Regions from separate parts of the Mus musculus genome. Here regions 2 and 3 are each linked to region 1. Evidence: chromatin loops called from intact Hi-C (ENCODE). Cell type or tissue: left cerebral cortex. All regions are shown on one strand. Links, peaks and the distances in the headings refer to the core of each region. The heading gives the core; the rest is flanking DNA.

Region 1 (6,138 bases), core at 432-5,431:
AGCAGGAAAGACTGAGAGCTTACTGTGAATGGCAGGAGGGCTTTAAAATCTCAGAGCCCACCAGAGTGGCTCCTCCTCCAACAAGGCCACACCTCCTAATCCTTTCCTAACAGTACCAGTTGGGAACTGAATGAAAAATGGGCACAGTAAAGAAACCAAAATACCTTCTCTGTGGGTCAAAAGGGAAAAGTTTATTCCAAACTACAAAGGTTGTCTCCTGGGAAAGCAAGGAGAAGCTGACAGGGAAAAGATTTTGAGGGATAAGTGGGACCAGGAAAAGGGGGGCTTCTGAGCTGGCATGAGGCTTGTGAGCCCAGACTGAATGAGTCTAGAGTGTAAGCATTGACCTTGACAAGTTAATGGGCACCACAGCCATAAGTTAATGAAAGGACCACAAGCTCCTCTTGCCAGAGATAAGGAGAATGACTCCTTTTTAGCAAACAAGAACTTTCTTCAAGCCCCTAAAGGAATGGGAACTTTGGTCTAAATGCCAGCCTTGGGAAACAGACTTTCTTGGGGGACCAGACAGAGGCCAAGTATTCAAACATATGGGCCTATGTAGCTGCTGTGGTGGGGGGAGGGGAGTCATTCTCATTCAGACCACCACAGAATACTATAATATTCCCAAGCTTAATTGGCTTTTTTTATACTAACAGCATAATGATCTACGTCTTGAAAGCACTGAAATAAACCCATCCCATAACTTCAAACTCAAGGATGCTGTGCTCAGGCCCCATTGCCCCACTCCTCTCCATCAAGAACATCCCTATGACTTTAAACAGGCTTCTCTAACCTGTGGTCCATGGGTACATGTGGCCAAAATATGATTGAGGCTCAACACAAAATTGTAAAATCACTTAAAATATTAGGAGGGTAGTTTTTGCTATTGTAATGGGTTGGCCTAATGCTGCTTATATTCTAATGCTAATCTGAGGGCCCCAAGACTGGTACCCCAGAGACAAGAGAGTCTACATGTAAGACACTGAGTGGCCCTAGCCCCAGTTAATTATGATTGGTGAATAGAGATGCCAACAGCCAATAGCTGGGCAGAAGAGACATAGGTGGGGTTGAGATGTTGTGGGCTTAGAGAGAGAGGAACACAAGGAAAAAGGAGGAGGCAGAGGCAATGAAAAAAGAATGTGCAGGAGAGAGGAGAGCCACCATGGACTAAGGGCCAAGAGAACATGGCCTTGTGGGCTGCCCAATTGGAGCTAAGAGCAGTCCAGATGGAACATAGTGAATAGTGATGATTTGGGGTATTGATAGGAAAGTGGATTCTAACAGCGTAGAGGGTAGGCAGCTGCCCAGCTATTGTGCTGCCTAGGGCATATTAAAATATGAAGGCTGTGTGTCTTTCATTAGGGAACATAAATGGTCAAAGGCAGGGAAGAAGCCTCATGCCGGGATCTATAATTATTTTCTACTACATTTGTAATTCAATTGTGTGGTGCTCAAACATGAACTTTGTGGATAGCAGTGTTACTTCACAATGTCAAAAGGTTGGACATGCGTGGAAGGGAGCCCACCCTAGAGACCAGAGTGTTCTTCCAACACCATCATCCTAAGCCTGTGAAAGATAAACCTCCCTTGCTACAGCCCTCCCCTGACACAGCCCTCCCCCAGACACAGCCCTCCCCAGACACAGCCCTCCCCTGACACAGCCCTCCCCCAGACACAGCCCTCCCCTGACACAGCCCTCCCCCAAATACAGCCCTCCCCTGACACAGCCCACCCCCAGACACAGCCCTCCCCCTGACACAGCCCTCCCCCTGACACAACCCTCCCCCAGACACAACCCTCCCCCAGACACAACCCTCCCCCTGACACAGCCCTCCCCCTGACACAACCCTCCCCCAGACACAGCCCTCCCCCAGACACAGCCCTCCCCCAGACACAGCCCTCCCCTGACACAGCCCACCCCCTGACACAACCCTCCCCCTGACACAACCCTCCCCCTGACACAGCCTTCCCCTGCCACCCTTTCCAGGAACCTTTTAGGGGCAGGAGTGTTGCTCCTGTGCTAACTGCAGCTTCCTCTATCATTACAAAGCCAGTGGGGTGGCAGAACTGGCTGACTGGCCTCTGCCTGTGGCATTGGTGCTGTCCTGCTAAGTGGGCTGAGACCTGCCATACTCTTCAGTACCACCACCATCATCTTGCTGAGGAATGGCAGCCTAGGGCAGCTCCACTTCTCCCTCCTGGACAGTTTTCGTCAATGTGATCTGCCTCCAAAGAACATTGCATGGCCTCCTCGGATTGACTGTGTGGAGGTAAGCCGGTTATCATAGATTTTCTGAACTTAGAGCCTCCACTTCTTTGTTTTTTTGTTTGTTTAGTTTAGTTTAGTTTAGTTTAGTTTAGTTTAGTTTAGTTTAGTTTAGTTTAGCGAGACAGGGTTTCTCTTTACAGCCTGGCTGTCCTGGAACTCACTTTGTAGACCAGGCTGGCCTCAAACTCAGAAATCGGCCTGCCTCTGCCTCCCAAGTGCTGGGATTAAAGGCGTGCGCCATCACCGCCCAGCAGAGCCTCCACTTCTTGAACCTGAAGCTGATGACTATTGGGGAGACGGTAAGAGATAAAGAGAACAAAGACACGCAAATGTGGGGCAGAGGAGGTCTGAGGGAGAGTAAGATTTGCAGAGCAGTTATCCCCAAAGCTTGCATAATGCAGAAGGTAAAACAGGGCATGGTGGAGACTCGTGATTCTGCGGCTTTGGTTAGAAAAGGTGGGGGTGAAGAAGGCTACAGAAACTGTGGGCAGATAAGCTAGCAGTTGAAAAGGAAAGGAAAGGAAAGGAAAGGAAAGGAAAGGAAAGGAAAGGAAAGGAAAGGAAAGGGGGGGTCAAAATTAGTGTCCCCTTGCATAGGATAGAAAGATATAGGATAAGAGTTAGTGGCAGCAGTGTGTGTGTGTTAGTGCAATTCATATATGTCTTGCTTCTGTCTTATAGAAAAAGTTATGTAAACTCTTAACATTATTCATACAAGGAAATGGAAACCAAAATTTTTCTGTGCCATCAAATTAAGGATTTGAAAACAAAGAAAAAACCAAGTTTTGGAAATGGAATAGCTCATTTTCTCAATAATGAGTTTCTGTGAAAATCTATCAGTGACTGTTGCTATTTTCAAGTGTGAGGATACACTAATTTTAAAGAAACGTTTAGTTTTAATAATCTCACTTGGGGTGTTTTTATTTTATTTTTTTCTGGAATCAGGAAAAGACACATTACTCCAGGCTAACAGACTTCCATTTCAGTCAGCATCCTTTATGGTTGGTTGTAGCAATCTTAAGCCATAATTCAGCATCAGGCAACCTATGACATTGTTGACCTTGATCTTATTCCAGCTGTATGTAGATCAGGGTGGTAAATAGTGTATTGGTAGCCACAGGCACAGAAAATGTTCCTGGAATTGGTTTGTCCACAGTGATTTTGCCCAGCTCTGATTACTGTAAAGGCGGACCATCCCTTCCAGTTATTCCTCTGGCTCATTCTGAATAGTATGCTGGTTTTACACTAGGGATATACGTGGGCTAGGATCTCCCCCTAGTGTTGAAACATTGGAAACACATCAACTGCAAGCATCACTGATCAGAATGGAGATGCCATCTGATGCTGACAGCTCACAGGAAGTTTATAATTTCTGAGAAGATAAGCACGATGCCAGATTGGAAAGATTTGAACAAACACCTAATCCCTCAATGCTCAGATGACAGAACAAACCAGCAACCATCCAGAACTTACCTAATGGGCAAAATAAAGAGCCAGAAAATGGCCAGATAGCAATTAATATTGGAGAGCTCCTAGGTAGAAAATATTAAACAGCTGTTTTAAATCCTTGAAGCTCAACCTATTGAGTTCAATCTATGGCTCTCTCTAATATAGGACTGAACACTCAGTGTCTATTCCCTACACTGTGACCAGCTGTCCATTCTTTCCATTGGTTGATGGAAAAAAAGACACTTCTCTGACCAAGGAAACAGCAACTCAGGACTATCTATGGGTAATATGTAGAAGGCACATTGGCAGCAAGACCATTTTGCAACATACCAATAGTGGATTCTACCCTGTGAGCCTATAGAGACCATTCTTATTCAAACCACCACAGAATCGTACTAACTAGTGGGTTTTCTTTTTTTTTTATTAGATATTTTCTTTATATACATTTCAAATTTCAAATGCTATCCCGAAAGTTCCCTATACCCTCCCCTAACCCTGCTCCCCTACCCACCCACTCCTGCTTCTTGGCCCTGGCATTCCCCTGTACTGGGGCATATAATGTTTGCAATACCAAGGGGTCTCTCTTCCCACTAGTGGGTTTTCTTAAGGCTTTTGTATACACTCAAATTTTGGCTGACCTACCTACTACATTTTCCTCCCTTCCATCCTCCTACCTCTATCCCTGCTTATTCCTCTAATGCCCTGTATCTCCTCCTCTTCTTTTATTTCACATGTTTTCTACTATCCTTTAAACTGATTTTAAATTGGATTGTGAGATAGTAGACTTCTGTATGGCTTTTCATTCACTCTTCCTTTGGGTTAACCCTTCCCTCCACCCTACTGGTCTCCCCTTCCTGCTTAAGTCCTTCTAACCCCAATATTTCACCTCTACTTTTATTTTACTGACAATGTTCAATCTGTGCTCCCTTAGCATGTCCCCAAAAACACCTCTCTAGTTTCCTGGATTCCACTGTAATCCTCATGCGTGCTAGTCAGTTTGTTCTAACTTCACACAAACTGAGTCACCTGGCAAGAGGAAACTGAAATTGAGGAATTACCTCTATGAAAGTGCCCCATAGGCATGACTGTAGGGCTTTTCCTTGGTTAAAGAGTGATGTGAAACCTCCTTCCGGGAGAGAGTGCTCCTGAGATGATTGAGTCGGTGAGCAGTGTCAGTGATCCCCCACTCTGCTCCTGTCTGAGTCCCGTCCTGACTTCTCTTAGTGACTGGCTGTAATTGAGGCATGTAAGATAATAAAACCCCTTACTCTATAAGTTGCTTTTGGCCACAGTCTTTATCACAGTAGTAGAAAACAAACTAGGACAGCACATATGGGAAACCACGGTGTTTGTCTTGCTAGACCTGAATTACCTCACTTTGGTACATTTTCCAGTTCCTGCCCTTTACCTGCAATTTTCATGTCCTCTTTTTTTTTCTTTACAGGTGAATAATTTGTATTAATGTCTATCACATATTTCTTATCCATTCTCCAGTTGATTCTGTTTCCTAGGTCTTGTGAATAAAACAGCAATGAACACGGATATACAAGTATGGAGATCAGAAGACAATTTGTAGAAGTCTGTTTTCTCTTTTCACCATGTGAGTTCCCAGGAATAAAATTCAAGTCTTCAGGCTTGGCAGCAAACGACTTTACCCACTGAGCCATCTTCCTGCCTCTGGTTTTTAGTTTTGGTGACTGGGGTCACACTTTACTGTCTAGGCTGGGGTTCTGTGGGATCAAGTGATCTTTTGTTTCAGCTGAGACTACAGTGTGTTGCTACATTGTCTGTTTTACTAAGCTTCTCTAGAGAGGCAGTATTGAAGAAAAGTCACTCTGTGTGTGTGCATGTGTGAAGAATTGAATCCATAGCTTTGTGCATGTCAGGCCAGTACTCCACCACTGACTGTCATCTCCAGCCCTTTGGTTTGGGGGACAAGATCTTGCTATTTACCTCATGCTGGTTTCAAATGCTCAGTCCTCTTGTCTTAGCCTTCTGAAAGCTGAGACTCTAACTCTGAGACTCCTGTAAGATTTGTTTGTCTGTTCATTTGTTGTTTATCATGTCAGCCTCAGTGGGACAGGAGAATCTCACTCTGCACTCACTTGTATTTCCAGCCTCGGGTTATTACTGGCTGTTGATCAGCTGCTTTTGTTTCCAGCCAGATGGACTTCTCCAAAGACTGTGTGGGTGTCCTCATGCCATGGTGGCTAGCTTCCTCAGGCACTAGTAATGAGGGGGTGTGCATAGCAAGATGCAGAGAGAGGAAAGAGAGAAAAGGACAGAGATAGAGTGCTCTCCAGATGGAAGGCTACCATCCCTTCCACCCTACACATGGTGCTGGGATGGAACACATGCCTTGCTTTATGTGTCAAGCACCCTGCTACACAGTTACTCACATCTCCTGAGTCTTGCTGTAT
Region 2 (6,138 bases), core at 778-5,777, 1.4 Mb before region 1:
TATTGGTCAAGTGTCTCCTTGATTAGAATGAAAGATCTCTTTCTGATTAGTTTTATTTCAAAGTATATTTTGGCATATGTTAGGATAATGACACCTGTTGTCTTCCTGGTTCCACTGGAGTAATTTGTCCTACCTTTTTATTCTAAGGTGGTACATATTTTAAAACTAAGATGTTTCTTAGAGACAGCAGATAAATTTGTTTCTTGATTTATTTAGTCAATCTGTGATTTTGAGTGGAAGATTGAGGCCATTCATGTTTGAATAATTATTGAAATGTGTGTTTTAGTTCTGGAGATTCTACTGTTGAATTTTGGAGTTGTGTTCTCAGTGGTACTTTGTGTTTTCATATTTATGACTTCACAATTTCTACATTCTCTCTGCTAGTCTCATTTCTACTTTCAATCAAAAATAATCCTCCCCATATTACCATATGTTTCATGACTTGAATACACATAAACACACACACACACACACACAGCTTCTCTATGCTAGGTATATTATTTTTCATTGTCATTTACGACTTGAGATGCACTTCTGTAGACTTTTCTGCCTTCTCTATTAACCTGGAATTAGGAAAGTTCACTTTTCCATTTGATGGGTTTCCTTTGTCACTTGCAGTTTTTCTCTTAGAACTTTCAATCCAGTTTTTTTTTTTTTTTGTATTCTTAGTGTTTTAATTATAAGATGCATAAAAACTTTTGCTTCTGGTCTTGTCCCTTTTAGTTCTGTGTGCTTCTTATATTTGTATGGGTGTGGTTTTTCAGCAGTATTCTTCTGTGATCTTGGTGAAGGTCTTTTCTTTGCCATTAACTTGGGATTTTTCTCTCTAGCTTGTGCTTAAAATTTCAAGATTTGATTTATTTCATGATGTCCTTTGATAGAATACTTCTACACACTATACCAAGTAAACATTTATAGACCTATAGCTTAATTTCTGGTGATAATAGAGTTATATTACCTCCCATATTTTTGCTCTGTAAGAAAAATGGCTTTCACCAAGTATGTTTGGTAGAGGTACCATTTTCATAATTTTAGCAAAAGAGATGCTAAATTTTAGGTGAATCCATGAATCCACTGTCAATGTATAAAGGATACCATGAATGTTTTGAAAGCAGGATGGATCCCTTGTGGAATGTAAAATGTTTTTCTACTTTTAAAAAATGGGATATTATTGTTACTTTTGTTTGTTCACAAGGACTTGTATCAATTAATCCACACACACAGTTAACACCTAGAGAGAACAGCTTACACCTGAGAAACCCAGAGCTCAGCTGGTTCTACTCCGCTGTTTTCCTACAATTAGGAAAGTTCACTTTTCAATTTGATAGTGCCACTTTCTAATATCCTTAAAGTCAAAGCTCCCTTCTCCAGATGACATGATAAGTATTCGTGTAGAGGGAGATGAGATAATAACCATTCATCTATATAACTACTTCTTCAGGTCTCATTCTGCATAGATGTCTTTCAAAGGCTCAGATGGGTGAGTGTTTCTTTTTCTCTTCATTATAGTGAGAGCTGTAGGTAGTTGTTAGAATGAAGCATGATTCTGTAATAAATTGTTAGAGAAGTCTCTGCTTAGAATTTTACTTTCGAGTTATACCAAAAGCAAATAAAAGAGATGCTTTCAGACATAAACTATCAGTGTAGTGATTAATAACAGGACATAGATTTCACTTAATTTGATTTCTTATTATATGTGAGAGTAGAAGTGGGTATTGGGAAGAAGACAGGGACCAGCAGGAAGATGAACAGAGATAGGAAAGTCTCATAGGGTAAAGATGATCAACCAGTATTATATATTAAAAAAAAGTCATCAAACCCTTCATTTTTTACAATGATTGTACAATGATATATATTTAAAATGTAGCTCTAGTCTCAACATTTTTATGAGCATATCTGACAGAGGATTCTCTTGAGAGTGCACTCTAAGATCATGGTTTCACCTAGGTATGGCCAACTGTGTTAGTTTTCCATCCCTGTAGCAAAACACCTAGGATATCTCAGAGAGGGAAAAATACACAGACATTTATTGGTGCACAGGAGTACATATTAATGTACATTTAAATTGTAATTTGTATTTTCTCATTTTACTACTTTTCTCAAGTTAACTGACTGTGTGCATTTATTTATATGAAACAAGCTGGTAAGTTTAAATATACTTAGGAATTCTTAGGAAAGTTTCAATTAATGACATAGTAAACCACAAAATCCTCTTAACAGCATAAAAGTTCTAGATGATTTGCATAGATTCTTTAATCTATTTCAATGGTCTCTACTAAAGTAGATCTTTTATGTGTAGTTCAAAAATATTTGGAACTCTCACCTCATTTTTAAATCCTTGTAAAGTTATCCTTACAAATGTAAACGTCTTTGCAAAAGCAAAAAGTCCTCTTGACCACTCAGGTACATCAATACCCTGTATCCTAGAACTTTTAAAAACATAACATTATGGTGAAGCTAATATAAATGTATGTTGGTGAGAGAATCAGATATTTGGTTCTGGCAGTTTTGATGAATCTATTGCTTTACAAGATTAAACTCTTTAGAAGGAAGTATTATGTAAATATAAAATGTGTGATTTATGCTATCATATTCATGGATATGTTATAGGATAGTCTCGGGCAATATCTTTTGCATTATTTCTACACATGATTGCATGTGTGTATCTATATATATGGAGTATACTAGTGAAGTTGAAAATATAATTAGGCTCACCTTTCCTCACAAGAATCTGGGCCAGTATAGTTATTTTCTATTTCTCTAACACAAGCTGACTTTAAAGTAGTAAATTAAATTAGTCCCATAATAAATTGATCTTGGTAATCATGGCAAATAATAAACATGGGCACTAAAGGTAAGACTGTTGAGTGCATCTATAAAACATGTGTGAGTGCTGATGACGTATGATAACACTGGAGACTTTGTTTTCTATTGCATGGGAAGGAATCTGTTTTAAACTCAAAATCTTCCACAAGTTCATGTTTGTCATAATGTTTGGAAAATGGTGATTCTTTTAATACCACATGTTTCATCTTGTTGGAGGCTCCAAATGATACATGTTCAGGTGTGATTACATGGTAACTACAGAAAACAGAAAAGGAAAACGGAACCATTGCCAGGATAGGGTTGGGGGTGGGAGCAATAGAAAGCAGAATTGCAGGGTACAAGTATCTCAACAGGAAAATAGGAGAGGTGTGTGGGGGGGGATACCTAGAGAATGTAGGAAGATAAATAGAGAAGAAAGTGGTAGTTAGGTAAAATGTCAATACGAATGGCTGAAAAGACATAACTTCTGATTATATTAGCAATTTACAATTCCATTCAAAAGGAAGAGAAAAACAGTGTTTGCCATGGTAGCTGGGAGTCAGGCTTTTTAAACCTGAAGTCCAGCTTCATAAAAGGTGATGAGATGGGAACTAAGCTGAGTGCCATCTATGAATATTTATAATGATAATTAATGGTAATAGGATGTGGAAAGTATACTTTAGTGGTCTCCAACTGTATCTAGTCTTAAATGCAGATTATGGATTTATTAAAAAGAAACATAAAAATAGATGAATTGAGGAAGATATTTTGCTAATTAAAATAGTGGGATTATCATGAATTAGCACCATGCTTTCATTAGAATTATGAGATAAAACAAAAGTATTTGAACAAAATAGAGCACAGTAAAATTATAGCCTCCCCTCAATATTTTTTTGTTATTTTCTGTGACTATTTTCCATATCAACGTAAGTTTTATTCAGTTATACAAATGTGTTATCTGTTCTCATCACTACTGTTTTAGGTGTTAAGTATAAAACGAGTCAATTTAAATCAACAGGGCTGGATTTCTAAAACATGAGACTAGGGGGCACTACAGGCTCACAAATTATGAATTCTGTCTAAATATGTGTGAATAAATTTATTGTTCACAATATGGTAAGTATACAGGAGATACATGGAGGGCATGTAGAAATGTAGACAATGATGTAAAATCTGGAACATCAAAAGTTAAAAAGACAAGCCAATAATCAACTAGTATGAAAAATGAAATGAGGATAGAGTCTTATTATCCAGTGTATCAAAAGTTTGATGTATACTCTATTTTTTTCAGATATTTGAAATAAATTTCTACAATGCTCTTAAGATGAATACAATTTTTACTTATGTTCTCACTCAAGAATGTCCTTTATTTCCAAGCTGGACTTGGAGTCCTAGCAAATATGTCTCTTCTTTGCTTCTATATTTTCATAATTGTAGGTCACAGACCTAAGCCCACAGACTTGATCTCCTGTCAGCTGACCTTCATTCATATAATGGTGTGCCTCACTGGAGGGGACCTGTTGCTTACAGACATATTTGAGTCACTGAATATTAATAATGACTTCAAATGTAAGGCAACTTTTTACATAAGCAGGGTGATGAGATGCCTCTCTATCTGCACCACCTGCCTCCTGAGTGTGTTCCAGGCTGTCACAATCACTCCCAGTACTTCTTGTTTGGCAAAATTTAAACAGAAACTAAGAAAATACATGGTCTATGTTTTCTTATGTATTTGGTCTTTCAGTTTTTCATACAGTAGTAGCCGGATCTTCTATGTTCGTGGTTTTACTAATGTGAGTGAGACTAACCAGATGCAGATCACTAAATCCTGCTTACTCTTCCGCATGAACTCCATCATCAGGGTATTCATTTTTACAGTGACAACCTCCAGAGATGTATTTCTTGTAGGAATGATGCTAACCACAAGTACATACATGGTGATTATCTTGTATAGACATCAGAGGCAGTGCAAGCACCTTCATAGCATCAAGCACCTGAGAGCATCCCCTGAGAAAAGAGCCACCCAGACTATCTTGCTGCTGGTGATTTTCTTTGTGGTCATGTACTGGGTGGACTTCATCATCTCAACCACATCAGTTCTGTTGTGGATTTATGATCCAGTCAGCCTGATGGTTCAGAAGTTTCTGATGTATGCCTATCCCACAATTAGTCCTTTGGTACAAATCGGTTCTGATAACAGAATAATAATTATGGTGAAAAACATGTACTCAAAGCACCACCAGAGATTTTTATAAAACATTTTTTTCATTTCTTTAAAAACCTATTAATTTATTATTTATTTATACCTATGAGTGTTGTTGTGCCAGCATGTATCTATGTGTACATTCCTGCTACCTGCAGAGGTGATATGTCATGCAATATCCTGAAATTGGACTTATAGATGGCTATAAGGATTCATTCTGTACAGCACCAATTATTTTTCTCTAAAATACTGTTTGTTTCTTTTAAACTTTAATGTCCCTAGCACATATGTAATGGATGTACAGCCCAGTCTCCATGTGAATTCCCCCAGCAAACTGTGCCTGTTCCTAAAGTTGCTGTCTGTCATGGAATCCATTCCCCAACAGTCCTGCCTTGTTTAGCATCAGCTGGAGAAGCTGACCTGACCCCTACGGAGACTTTATTGCCTGGGCAGTGTAATACAATGGGGTGGGACACCATATCAGAGAAGAAGGGGATGAGGGATAGGAAGTGGAACTCTGTGAAAGGGACACTGGTTGGGATTTAAATGAATGAATGAATAAATAAATAAATAAACTTTAATGGTTCAGGTAGCAAAGCAGGATTCTTCATATGATTTAATTAAAATTTGTGGTATTACACATATACATTCTTTTGACATTTCTGTTGCTAAGAACCATAGTTTTAAAGTTAATTGTACAAAACAGATTGATATTTCTACATAAATTCTCTTTTTCCCTTTTACTTTGTAAAATGAATATTCCCTTGCTTCCGAGTTTCCTCAAAAGGAGATCCTTGCTGATAGTGACTTTTTAAGCTTTCTTTCCAAAAGATTTTGTACTCTTGCTCATTAAAGAATAGTTTAAATATTTTATTGTAGCTTTATTTCTATTCCCTAATTATAACTTTTCTGGATTCATAAAATTTCTATGACTTTAAAGTTCCCATTTTTTGCTACAGTTACTTAATGACTCATATGAAAATACCATGTGCCTGTTTATTTGTACTTCATTTCATTTACATGTATTAAAATATTGTTGGTAAATAAAAATAATTTAGATACATACATATTGAAAATGTTTTCATTGTGTATCTATATGCATGGATCTATGTGTGTGCACAGATAAAATA
Region 3 (6,138 bases), core at 778-5,777, 670 kb before region 1:
TCAGGACTGGAGAGGTGGCTCAGTGACCAAGAGGACTGGCTGGTTTTTCAGAGGACCCAGGTTCAATTCCCAGTCCCCACATGACAGCTCACAATCCTCTGACGTCATCCCTAGTGTATCTGATACCCTCTTCCCACCTCTGTGGGCACTAAATGCACATGGCACACAGAAATGCATGCAGGCAAAACACCCATACACATAAAATAAAATATTATTAGTTTGTTTCTACTCATTTTTGAATAAATGAAAAAAACATAATTATCATTATCTGTATGCTATTATCACTGTATGCTATTTTTCTGCATGTTTACATTATTATTTTTCTGTGACAGAGATATACATACATATCTCCGTTCTCTCATGTCTCCTGAAACTCTGGCTCTTGTCAAAGTTACCTGTCCCCTCAGCCCCCACAGGAGAAGCATGGTTAATAGTCATATAGGCAATGTCTCAAGCTTCTGACCTTCAGGCTAGACTCCTCCCCAGTTACCTAGCAACAGTAAAGATGACAGCATACCATAAAAGGGCTGTTTGACCCCTCCTCACTCTCTCACTCCTCTTGCTCTTAATCCCCTTTCTCTTCTCTCTCCTTTCCCCTCTCTTCGTCTCTCTCCCTCTTACTCTCTAGACTTTCTTCTCTATCTCCCTTTCCCCTTTGTCTCCTCTTGGCCATGGCTGGTCTCTCTCTCTTTTACCTTCTATCCTTTCTCCCTGCCTTTCTATAATAAAGCTCTTAAACCATAGACTGTCTCTGCTCATCAAGGCCCGCTGCACAGATTCTCACCTGTGTGGGAACCTCTCTCCCTCAGCCCTCACTCCCATAACCCTGGGGCTACAGGGTGTCACTCTGGGTCCCCCTGTCAGGGGCTGCCCCTTGTCCACCCCCCATTGAGTGAGGTCAGTGGCTTAGATGCCCACCCGGGGCTGAGTGGAAAGTGTTGGGCAGCCCTCCCATGTCCGCCTGCCCAGAGCATAGGTGGAACTCTGGCGGGACGTGGACTATCCTCCTTCCCCCCTCTTCCCCAGCCTCCCTTTTAGTTCCCACACCTGTTGAGTACCTGCTTTCGGCCATGCTGGAGACAACCCCTGGACATAAAAGACAAGATTATTACTGTGAAGAAGCAAAGTCCCTTCAGAAGCCCAGACAGTAGGACTCTGCACCATCTCCTACCTGCCCTGGACACAATGGGCTGCCATAGCTGATAGTTGTCCATGGCTTAGGGCACAACAGCAGAGCTTCATCCTGCACTAGTCTGGAGCCTGGAGTCTTTTCATGTGGTACAAGCTGGGTGTGACCATTCCCTAGGCTTATTCTCTGGTGAATTGTAGGTGTTGTCTCCCTGAGTACTTGTTTGGCAAGTTCTTTAGTATGTGCATGTGCATACGCACATACACACACACACACACACACACACACACCCTGCTGATACTTACTGCAACAGTTTCTGCTGCTACTGCTTTAGCACAGGCCCTGCTAAAGGTCACTTCAAGGACCACATTAGGCTTATTCTCTGGTGAGTTGTAGGTGTTGTCTCCCTGAGTACTTGTTTGGCAAATTATTTAGCATGTGCGTATGCACACATACACACTGCTGATATTTACTGCAACAGTTTCTACTGCTTTAGCACAGGCCCTGCTAAAGGTCACTTCAAGGACCACATTAGGCTTCATACACCTCCTTACTCCTATCTCCCAGTATAGCACACTGAGGTTTAGTCAGGACTTCAGCAGAGGGATCTGTATATATTCTCCCAACATACAGCCCAACAAACCTGCAGTTCCTTCCAGATCCCAGCCCATCCCTGAGCTCCCTCACACTAACACCACAGCCTTTAACCATGGCAACAGGCTATATGAGGTAACAGAGGCTGACCACACCTCTCTCCAGCTTCTTCCCATGTGCCTAGATGTAACATGAGGAATGACCATGCTTTCTCTCTTAACATAATGTACCCTGAGTTGTGTAACTACAACTGGTGAGTTGTAGGTGTTGTCTCCCTGAGTACTTGTTTGGCAAGTTCTTTAGCATGTGCATGTGCATATGCACACACACACACACACACACACACACACACACACACACCTTGCTGATACAGCAACTGTTTATACATATTTGTAGCAAGATATGTGGCATCATTCCATGTCCTCCTCATGCACTTTCACACATATGGATTTAGACCTGCAGACATGAGCACATACATAAGAACATATACAACACACCTACAAAGTGAAACATGTATTTAAGTGCAGAATGAGAGGGGAAGGTGCTGTCATGGCGTTTCCTGTGGTACTGGCATTGATGTTTGACTAATATTGTGGCAGCTCTCTGAGTACACATGCAAAGATTGCTATTGCCATGGCCTGAAGTCACCAGGGAAGATGCTCTGCCTCCTTCCCTGGACAAGCTATGTGTGATGGTCAAATGTGGGTGTGGCAAAAGCACTGTTCCTGCCTTCCTGGTCTAGTCTGGGGGCTCAAGTCCTGGTCCAGATGTATATATGTGGCTTCTTTCCAAGACCTCTCCTCCTGGTGAGTGAGAGGTTTTTCTTTCTGTAGTCTTGAGTGGCCATTCCCACTACTGTAAGACTTCTGATCTGTTTCTAGCTTTCCTTAGCTCTCTTGAAGACAGTCTTAGAGCTGTCTTTAATCAGAAACACTTTTAGTCTCTCTCCCTATTTCTGCCTCCCCCACTTAAGACCCCAGTGAAGAAGTGCCTCGCACTGAGTAAGCTACTCACGTGATGAATTTCAGGTAGTCCTTCCCAGAAAACATCCCAAGCCTGGGCAGACACATGTGCTCAGTGTGAATCCCAGACCTCCTTGCTGGACTCTGAGTTATCCTCAGGCTAAGCACTCTGCAATTACTAAGGCAGGGTTTTACCCTGTGATGTCACAGAGGTCTCACCTCATGGCACTCTGAAAATCAAAAGGGACATCCAGTGCTCAGTCATCTCCCACTTTGGTCCATGCTGTTCTCTACACAACTGTTTCAAGCATGTTTGGAAACACTTAGCTTTGGGAAAGTAGCTGAAAGTGTTTCTCAGACACCTCCCTGGGAATCACCTACAAGCATCTCCTGTCAGCCCTCCATCTTCCCACATTACCTACATCCTTGAAAGGAAGAATATAGTGGATAGCACTGCTTCCTCAGCTCAAGTGTTTGTCCTCATCATCTCAGATGCTCTATTGACATCAAGGTTTATTGCTGCCCCTCAGCCCACAGGGTGCCATCGTCTGCTTCTTGTCTCTGACTCCAACTGTAACCATACATACATAAAACATATATAATACATTTAATTAATTTTTCTTAGTTTAAACTACCCAATCCACCACATTTGTTAAAGAAAATGACTTATCTTGCATACTAGAGAAATGGCTCAGTGGCTAAGGTCACTCGCTGCTCTTGCAGGGGACCTGACTTTTAACCACAGCAACCACATGGCATTGCTGACAACCATCTGTAACAGCTCCAGGAGATTCAATCCTCTTTTTTGGCCTTTTTGGGTACTTAAGTGCACAAACCCACATTCAAATATGCATATAGACATATAATTTTAAAAATAAGCAGCCAGGAGATGGCAGCACATACTTTTAATCCCAAAATTCGGGAGTCAGAGGCAAGCAGACCTTTTGAGTTTGAGGACAGCCTGGTATATGCAGCAAATCTCAGAACAGCCAAGGCTTCACAGAGAAACCCTTGAAGAAAAAAAATCAACAACAACAACAATAATAATAAATAAACAATTTAAAAAAGAAAGTGGTTTATCTTGCCCCTTCTCTGTTATAAAATCTTAGCAGTTGTAAAGAGCTAAACAACTAGCTATAAGAACAGTACAAAGACTAACCAAATGTCCAAGACGTTTACAGTTAGCCTAATACTGCCACAGTGAATTAGAGATCAGCCGGAAAAGGGACAGTCTCAGGCAGCGTAAGAATCTGAGGCTCCTGGGACTCTGAGAGCCAGCCATGTCTGTGCAGCTGAAAACACAGGGAAACCAGAAGACTGAAATGATAGGCAGGAGGACAAGTCTTATTCAGAGACAGCAAGACCAACTAACACCAGAAATAAACAGATGGTAGGAGGCAAGGACAAGAACATAAGCAACAGAAAACCAAGGCTACTTGGTATCATTAGAACCCAGTTCTCCTATCATAGTGAGCCCTGAATCCTCCCACACACATGAAAAGCAAGATTCTGATTTAAAAATCACATCTCATGATGATAGAGGACTGTAAGAAGGACATACTCCCTTAAAGAAATACAGGTAGAAGTCTTAAAGAGGAAGCACACAAATCCTTTAAATAATTGCAGGAAAACACAACCGAACAGGTGAAGGAATTGAACAAAACCATCCATGATCTAAAATGGAAATAGAAACAATAAAGAAATCACAAAAGGAGACAATCATGATGATAGAAAACCTAGGAAAGAGATCAGGAGTCATAGGTGCAAGCATCAGAATCTCAGGTGGAGAAGATACCATAGAAAACATTGACACAACAGTGAGAGACAATGCAAAATGCAAAAAGCTCCTAAGCCCATACATCCCCAGGAAATCCAGGACACAATGAAAAGTCTAAACCAAAGGATAATAGGTATAGAAGAATGAGAAGATTCCCAACATAAAGGACCAGTAGATATCTTTAACAAAAATTATAGAAGAAAACTTCCCTAACCTAAGGAAAGAGAGTCCCATGAACATGCAAGAAGCCTACAGAACTCCAAATAGATTGGACCAGAAAAGAAATTCCTCCCATCACATAACAGTCAAAACACCAAATGCACAAAACAAGGAAAGAATATAAAAAGCAGTACGGGAATAAGGTCAAGTAACATATAAAAGCAGATCTATCAGAATTACACAAGACTTCTCAACAGAGACTATAAAAGCTAGAAGATCCTGGGCCAATGTTATACAGACCCCAAGAGGACAGAAATGCCAACCCAGGCTACTATATCCACTTACCATAGATGGAGAAACCGAGATATCTCATAATAAAAGCAAAATTACACAATACCTTTCCACAAATCCAGCCCTACAAAGGATAAATGATGGAAAACTCCAATACAAGAAGGAAAACTACACCTTAGAAAAAACAAGAAAGCAATCTTCTTTCAACAAACTCAAAGAAGATAACTATACAAACATAAAAATAACATCAAAAATAACAGGAAGCAACAATCAGTATTCCTTAATATCTCTTAACATCAATGGATTCAATTCCCCAATAAAACGACAGGCTAACAGACTAATATCTAAACAGGACCCAGCATTTTGCTGCATACAGGAAACTCACCTCAGTGTCAAAGACAGACACTACCTCAGAGTATAGTACTGGAAAAAAAAATTTCCAAGCAAATGTTCCCAAGAAACAAGCTGGTAGCCATTCTAATATCAAATAAAATCAACTTTCAACAAAAAGTTATCAAAAAAGATAAGGAGGGACATTTATTACTCACCAAAGGTAAAATTTAACAAGAAGAACTCTCAATTCTGAACATCCATGCTCCAAATGCAAGGGCAACCACATTCATTAAAGACACTTTGCTAAAACTCAAAGCACACATTTCACCTCACACAATAATAGTGGGAGACTTCAACACCCCACCCTCATCAATGGACAAATCCAGGAAACAGAAACTAAACAGAGACAGAGTGAAACTAACAGAAGTTATGAACCAAGTGGATTTAACAGCTATCTATAGAACGTTTCATCCTAAAACAAAAGGATATACCTTCTCCTCAGCACCTCATGGTACCTTCTCCATAATTGACCATATAATCGGTCACAAAACAGGCCTCAACAGATCCAAGAATACTGAAATAATCCCATGCACCCTATCAGATCACCATGGACTAAGGCTGGTCTTCAGTAGCAACAAAAACAATGGAAAGCCCACATACATGTAGAAGCTGAACAACATTCTACTCAGTGATAACTTTGTCAAGGAAGAAAGAAAGAAACTGAAGACTTTAGAATTTAATGAAAATGAAGGTATAATATACCCAAACTTATGGTACACAATGAAAGCAGCTGTAATAGGAAAATTCATAGCTCTGAATGCCTCCAAAAAGAAACGGAAGAGAGCATACACTAGTAGCTTAACAGCACACCTGAAAGCTCTAGAATAAAAAGA

What was found. A loop is a pair of places that touch in the nucleus more often than their neighbours do. Peaks named below come from ENCODE experiments on the same cell type or tissue, not always from the same donor. Only the 100,000 strongest peaks of a DNase experiment are listed, where the experiment ranks them.
Region 2: a loop joins it to region 1, with 7 times the contacts of the local background. A loop is called at or near these places in 5 of 42 quality-filtered maps.
Region 3: a loop joins it to region 1, with 7 times the contacts of the local background. A loop is called at or near these places in 6 of 42 quality-filtered maps.

What each region holds. Positions count from the first base shown.
Region 1 is chr6:56,806,241-56,812,378 of GRCm38, reverse strand. No RefSeq gene overlaps it. Among named protein-coding and RNA genes, the nearest start is that of Kbtbd2, 11 kb to the right of the region's middle. In left cerebral cortex, for the core only: a CTCF peak has its summit at 3,555; DNase peaks (open chromatin) are centred at 2,652 and 3,533.
Region 2 is chr6:58,214,028-58,220,165 of GRCm38, reverse strand. Vmn1r27 (vomeronasal 1 receptor 27) reads left to right here and starts at 4,149. Exons shown (of 1, transcript NM_134436.2): 1 at 4,149-5,060. The coding sequence starts at 4,149. The coding sequence ends at 5,060. In left cerebral cortex, for the core only: a CTCF peak has its summit at 3,845; a DNase peak (open chromatin) is centred at 3,853.
Region 3 is chr6:57,473,390-57,479,527 of GRCm38, reverse strand. 4930533I22Rik (a long non-coding RNA gene) reads right to left here. Exons shown (of 5, transcript XR_869131.1): 2 at 3,104-3,256; 3 at 2,738-2,915. It overlaps LOC108169146 (a long non-coding RNA gene), which reads right to left and starts at 1,760. Exons shown (of 3, transcript XR_001785266.1): 1 at 1,059-1,760. In left cerebral cortex, for the core only: a CTCF peak has its summit at 3,545 (motif pointing right); a DNase peak (open chromatin) is centred at 3,520.